Linked DNA regions of Homo sapiens: region 2 is linked to region 1. The links are chromatin loops, found by intact Hi-C in ENCODE. Cell type or tissue: GM12878. All regions are shown on one strand. Each heading gives the region's core, and the rest is flanking DNA. Links, peaks and the distances in the headings are about the cores only. Region 1 has its middle 81 kb from the start of LINC02530. Region 2 has its middle 79 kb from the start of EDN1.

Region 1 (2,923 bases), core at 224-2,723:
GCTACTCATCTGAGTGTTGGGAAGTCTAGGAGAATTTGCTGTTATTGACAGTTACAAATCACTCTCCAAGCACTTGTGTCCCATTCCCTGGATTTGGCCAATAGTACAGAGGAAAATGTTATGTTCTTCCTGGAAATCAGTGTTCATGTTGCCACTGATAATCACCTGAATAGTAATTTTGCCATTGTACCACTGCACGAAGGCATGCCCAGGAAGCCTTGCTTAGATCTGACATGTCTGCTGTCTTAACCAGCAGAACAAATAAGGAAGTAAACATGAAAGGTCTCGAGAGAAGCCCATGTGGATCAGTCTGGGGCTGAGATAAGAACTTGGGTATGCTTCTCATAGTTCAGACAAATGACAATGACAGTTTGAGTATTTCTACCAATCCTTCTTTTGGTAGTTATTAAGGGACACTGACTTAGTATTGCAAAACAAACTGAGCTACATCGATACGTGGTCCAATTTTTAAGACACCCTTTCCAGTCTTATTTGTCTCATATAGTATGCTAGATAAAAGGGAGATAAACTGTTTCCAACTTATCTAAATTGAGATGATGATTTGTCTTGGCACCAAATACAATTTGCAATTGGGATGTTGCTCTGGCATCTCGTCTCATCTGGGTTGTCTCGTCCCTTTTGTACACCCCTACTTGGAAATACTTGGAAATTCTATTGGAAGTTGAGAATAAAGGGCTCTTTATCTTCAAACATGATTTCCCTATTTATTATGCACTTTTTCTTTCCTTTGTTTCCAATCAAAATTCTGAGTTTCTCTCTGTTTATCTGTGAATCCCATGGCCTCAGACTTTAAAAATGGACTAAATAGTTAGAAAATTTGAATTTAGGGCTGATTCGATTCAGAAACCAAGTAAGCATTGTCTCCAAACATGAAGCCATGTTTCTTTGTAACCAAGGCTGCCTGTTTAGCTGGAATTTCTGTCTAAGATCACCCCTGGGTAACTAACAATTGAAACCTACAACGTTTTTGAAGATCAACTTTCCTCACTCAATGTATTGAAATTTTCAAATGTTCTCTTTGACAAGAGAAAAATAGCTTCAGATTTCATATTTGTACTAATGTGTTTCTAATTAATTGATTTTAATTTGATTCTCTGTGTTTTCTTCTTTGTAAGCTAATTCTGCTGTTTTCATACATGTTTTAGATAATGGCCTTACTTTTGTTTGCCTGCCTACAACAGAAATATCAGAAAGAAGAAAATCATCATTAGCATTAAATCATGGTCAAGCCAGAGAGTTCATGTAATATGGGGGTTTTATGGTTCACTGAATACAATCTCATCTCAAATTCATTTTCCAGTTGGTCTTGAATTTTCGAAAAGTCTAGAAGTGCAGCTGCGTTGTAGGTCATCATTCTATGCAGTAGTCATAATCAAGCTAGACACTAGGGGGCTGTGTGGAGTGAGGTGGTGGTAAGCTTAGTCTCCTGAATCAGGTTGACCAGGGTTAGCATATCTGCACTTACACTGTTGTCTCTGTGACCTTGTGTAAAGCACTGAACTTATCTGAGCCTCAGCATTCTCATCTGTTAAATGGAAAAAAAAAATGTGTATTCTGTCTCTATTAAAGGGCATTTACTGAAATCACCATCTTCACATAATGATAATAAGTGCTGTGTAAAAAGAGAAAAGCATCTTGTGGGTAATGCTTGATTAAATCCAATTAAAGTTAAACGGGGCTTTTTATTGCAGACGTTCCTGATGCATTACTGCATAAGATAAACCTCCACTGGAGGTATGAATTACATAGCATTGTCCAGACTTATTGGGAGACTCACAGAATACATGTTGGGAAGAGCTTATAGGCTTCCTAACACTGATGTGATCATTAAGCATAATTATGTACATTAAATGCTTATCTCAATATCTGCTGCATATCAATGCAGGCCGACATTTACTGAGCATTTCCTGTGTGCCACATGTCATCTCATTGCATAATCATGGCAATCTCGTGAGGCAGGTACCCTCATTCTCATCTTACAGGTAAGAAAACTGAGCCTTGGCGATGTTGACCAACTGCCCAGGGTCATATGGCAAGACAGTGTCAAACATGGAGCTTTTTGACTCCCCAGAGTCTGTCTGATACACTTTAATAAATGCTGTTCCCGGGTGGGTGTGTGGCTCACCCCTGTAATCCCAGCACTTTGGGAGTCCGAGGTGGGTGGATCACCTGAGGTGAGGAGTTGGAGACCAGCCTGTTCAATGTTGTGTGACCCCATCTCTACTAAGAATACAAAAATTAGCCAGGCATGGTGGTGTGTCCCTGTAATCCCAGCTACTTGGGAGGCTGAGGCAGGAGAATTGCTTGAACCTGCGGGGCGGAGGCTGCAGTGAGTCGAGATCGCGCCAATGCACTCCAGCCTGGGTGACAGAGCGAGACTGCATCTCAAAAATAAATGAATAAATAAATAAAAATAAATGCTGTTCTCAGTCTCTTCTTTTCCTTAGCTATCCCTGGGACAACTGTTACATTCTAATGCAAGCTATTAGCAGGACAGGCATCAAAGACAAAGATTCCCCTTAAGAGTACTATCTTGCTTTATAGCTTATCCAGAAATATTGCTAGACAATTCCAGGCCCCACATTCATTTCGTCATTCTTCCCTTCAACAAAGACATAGTAAGTAAGAACTTACTGTGTACGGGTCACTTCTCTAGGTAACGGAAATACGACAGTGAATAAAGCAGACAAAAACCCTTGCTCTCATGGAGTGCATACTCTCCTGTGAGAAAACAGACAAAAACAAGTAACTAAGTAAAACAAACAAACAGAAGTCATGGTAATAAGTGCAATGCAGAAAAATAAAGGAGGAAAAAGGAAAGAGAGTGACTTTGGTAGTGGGGAGAGGTTGGTGGCTGCACTTCTAAATAGGGTTATGCCAGAAGGCCTGGCTGAGATGGTGC
Region 2 (2,923 bases), core at 306-2,805, 130 kb after region 1:
TGGCGAGGTAAAACTGGAGGACCAAAGGATGGAGAGGCATCTTGGCTGGGAGTTTCAGGGAGGTAGTTCCAGGGAAAGAAGAATAGCATGTGTGGAGGCTCTGAGCCGGGAAAGTTGGACACATCTGGGAATAAAGGAACTTTATTGCTTGTTACTCAAAATGTGGTCTGTAGAGCAGCAGCATCAGGATTCCCTGGGAACTTTAGAGAAATGCTGAATCCCAGGCCCCACCCCAGACCAAATGAATCAAAATTTCCATTTTAACAAGATCCCCAGGTAACTTGTGTTCATATTAAAGTTGAGGAGCACTGTCAAAAAGCATAGGTTCCAAGTGTGGGTATACATTGAAATCACCCAGAGAGCTTCAAAAAATCCAGATGCCTGGGTCCCATCCCCAGAGGCTTACTTGGTATGGACTGTAACTTGGACATCAGGATTTTTGTTAAGCTCCCAAGGGATTCTAAAATGCAGCAAAATTTGAGAATCACTTATCTGAAGAACAGCGCAAAGGGTAGACGCTTGATAAATATTTGTGAATCAAATGCTTGACCCTATAGCTTTCCCAGAGATTCCTGCAAACAGGCTGCAGGCAGGCACGAATGTTACTCTCCTCCAAATGAGTGCACTAGAAGGGCTGCGTTTCCCAGAAAAATGAAACAAAATCATGAACCATTCGGAGAAATGAATTCAAAGATCACTATTCCAGGAACCAATTAAACTCTTCTGTCTGTCAGGGAGCCACTAATTTGGGCATTTTTGTGAATTCCCTGTAGTTGGAAGGGGATCTCTCTGGTGGCTGGACACAGGTGAGGGAATGCAACCCTGAGTTGGACTCATGGAAAGACAGCATGATTTTCAGATTTTCTTTCCCAACGACGGAGAGCTCACACCAGAGAAAACCCTCTTCAGGACAGTCTGGTGACATTCTTGACTAATGAGCTCAGAACAGAATGTCCCTGCCCTGGCATTATCAGGGAAGACTTGAGGGGGGGCGGGGTGTGAAAGAGTACAGGGTGTCATCGAATGGACGATGTGCATAGCACAGATCTGTGGGGAAGCCCCCTGGGTATTTCCTGCACCTGTGCGTCGCAAGTAATAACAGCCAACAACGCGTGCATACATTGGAGAGTTCAACACAAACACCGTGTCAAGGACCATTAGTGACCATGGGCACAGTCAGCTTCCCATTGCCCAAGAGTGGCCCAAGAACTGAGAAGCGCAGAGCAACCCCTGCACTCACCACAGGAGGTTGCAAAAGATGTTTAGGAGAATAAGGCTCACTCATTTCCTCCTTGCCAGGGCCCTCAGCTTTTAAGGCCTCTTCCAAATACTGCTATACCAGGTAAGAAATAGTCATGCAAGTTGAGTAATAATGTAAATTGACACTGGAGGAAGGGGCAAGAAGGGAAATTGGGATGACACAGATCGATCTTTAAGGGCTTCCTCAACCTTGTGGGAAAAACAAAAGATTTTTATTTTTAATAATAAAATAAGCAATATCCTGGCATGGAGGAGATACTATGAACCCCAGAAATAGCTGCATTAACCCTTTCTGGCTTTTCAGCACACTGCTGACTCAGCAGAATGAACAACTTTCTAGTTGAAAGCTGCCCACTCTGAAGTGTAGGCACTAAATAAAGTTACCATGTTTTAAGGGTCATGAAGATGGCTTGGCTAAATGTGCCTAAGCAAAATTGAAGAATTACATGGGCTGAAGAATGCATAAATATATCACTTTCTCATATATAAATGTCTTTGAAAATAAGAATGTCAAAATTCAATGTGAACTGAATAACTGAATATCAAGGAAACAGCTTATTCTTTGGGAGTAAATGATTTTCCTCAATAACTTGTATTCAGTGTGCTTCTTCTGTGGGCTTCCTAAAGAGCTGGAAATGCAGTCCCTGCAATGGCTGTGTGCACATGGTGCCCACCCATGAGTACAGCCGTGTAAGGTACAATTATTGATGAGTTTCACACCTGTGCCTGGACTGCAGCAAGAGACCAAAGAAAAGCATACTAAGACGCTGCCTGGTTCCACATTAAACTCATGACCACAAGCCGCACGTGGACCTGAATATTGCCCATCAGAGATTCCATGTGTCCAAACCCCACTCTCTCCCACCATCTTTGATGTTTATTTCCCACCTTCTTTCTTCTAAAACGCCTCATCTCGCTTCCTTATCTCCCTATTTCCATTTTTTAAGTAGAAATTAAAGAGAAACCCCCCATTCTGCCACCATCACCTTTACTCAACAACTGATATCTGTGCCAGTCCATACATTCTGCTTTTTCTCTGTTTTGCCACAGATACGCTGTCATTACTGCTAACCAACAGCAACGATGACACTTAGGCGTTAGATCCCACCCCCTCCTATCATCTTGAGGAGTGAGCCCTCTCTCCTGCCTCATTGTCTCTCTTCCCTGTTAGAGAATTCTCATAAATATGTCAACACATTATAAGGCCCCCCATCTTTTTAATCCTCCTTTGCCCTCTCCATCTCTCTCCGTGACCACCTAATTTCTCTGCTTCTCTTTAGAGCAAAACTTTTCAAAGGACTTGCAAAAGATTTGTTTATTCTCCTTATCTCTACTTTTCTTCCTTATTCCTTTTTGACCCAAATCTAATCTGGTTTTTGTCCCCACCACTCCATGTTAACTATGTGTATCAAGGTTACGAGAGAATTCTTCATTATTAAATCTAATGATCAATTCTCAATTTTTGTCTTGTGTAAACTAGCAAAAGCATCAAAACACTATTTGGTTTATTGGACTCTTAGGTCTTCTCCTAGCTTCTGGAGAACTTCCCAATCTCTTTTGCTGCTTCCTCTTCATCAGCTCTAACTTTCCATTTGGAAATAGCCCAAAGCTCTTCTCTCTCTGCCTACCCTCACCCGCTAGGTGATCTCATACAATTTCATGG

Evidence for each region. Hi-C counts contacts between places; a loop is a spot of excess contacts. Peaks named below come from ENCODE experiments on the same cell type or tissue, not always from the same donor. Only the 100,000 strongest peaks of a DNase experiment are listed, where the experiment ranks them.
Region 2: it touches region 1 in a loop (2.5-fold over the local background); 1 of 110 quality-filtered maps calls a loop at or near these places.

Annotation. Positions count from the first base shown.
Region 1 is chr6:12,503,051-12,505,973 of GRCh38, reverse strand. No RefSeq gene overlaps it. Among named protein-coding and RNA genes, the nearest start is that of LINC02530, 81 kb to the left of the region's middle. In GM12878, for the core only: a CTCF peak has its summit at 1,419 (motif pointing right); a DNase peak (open chromatin) is centred at 1,443.
Region 2 is chr6:12,368,207-12,371,129 of GRCh38, reverse strand. No RefSeq gene overlaps it. Among named protein-coding and RNA genes, the nearest start is that of EDN1, 79 kb to the right of the region's middle. In GM12878, for the core only: a CTCF peak has its summit at 1,242; a DNase peak (open chromatin) is centred at 1,139; H3K27ac peaks cover 504 bases.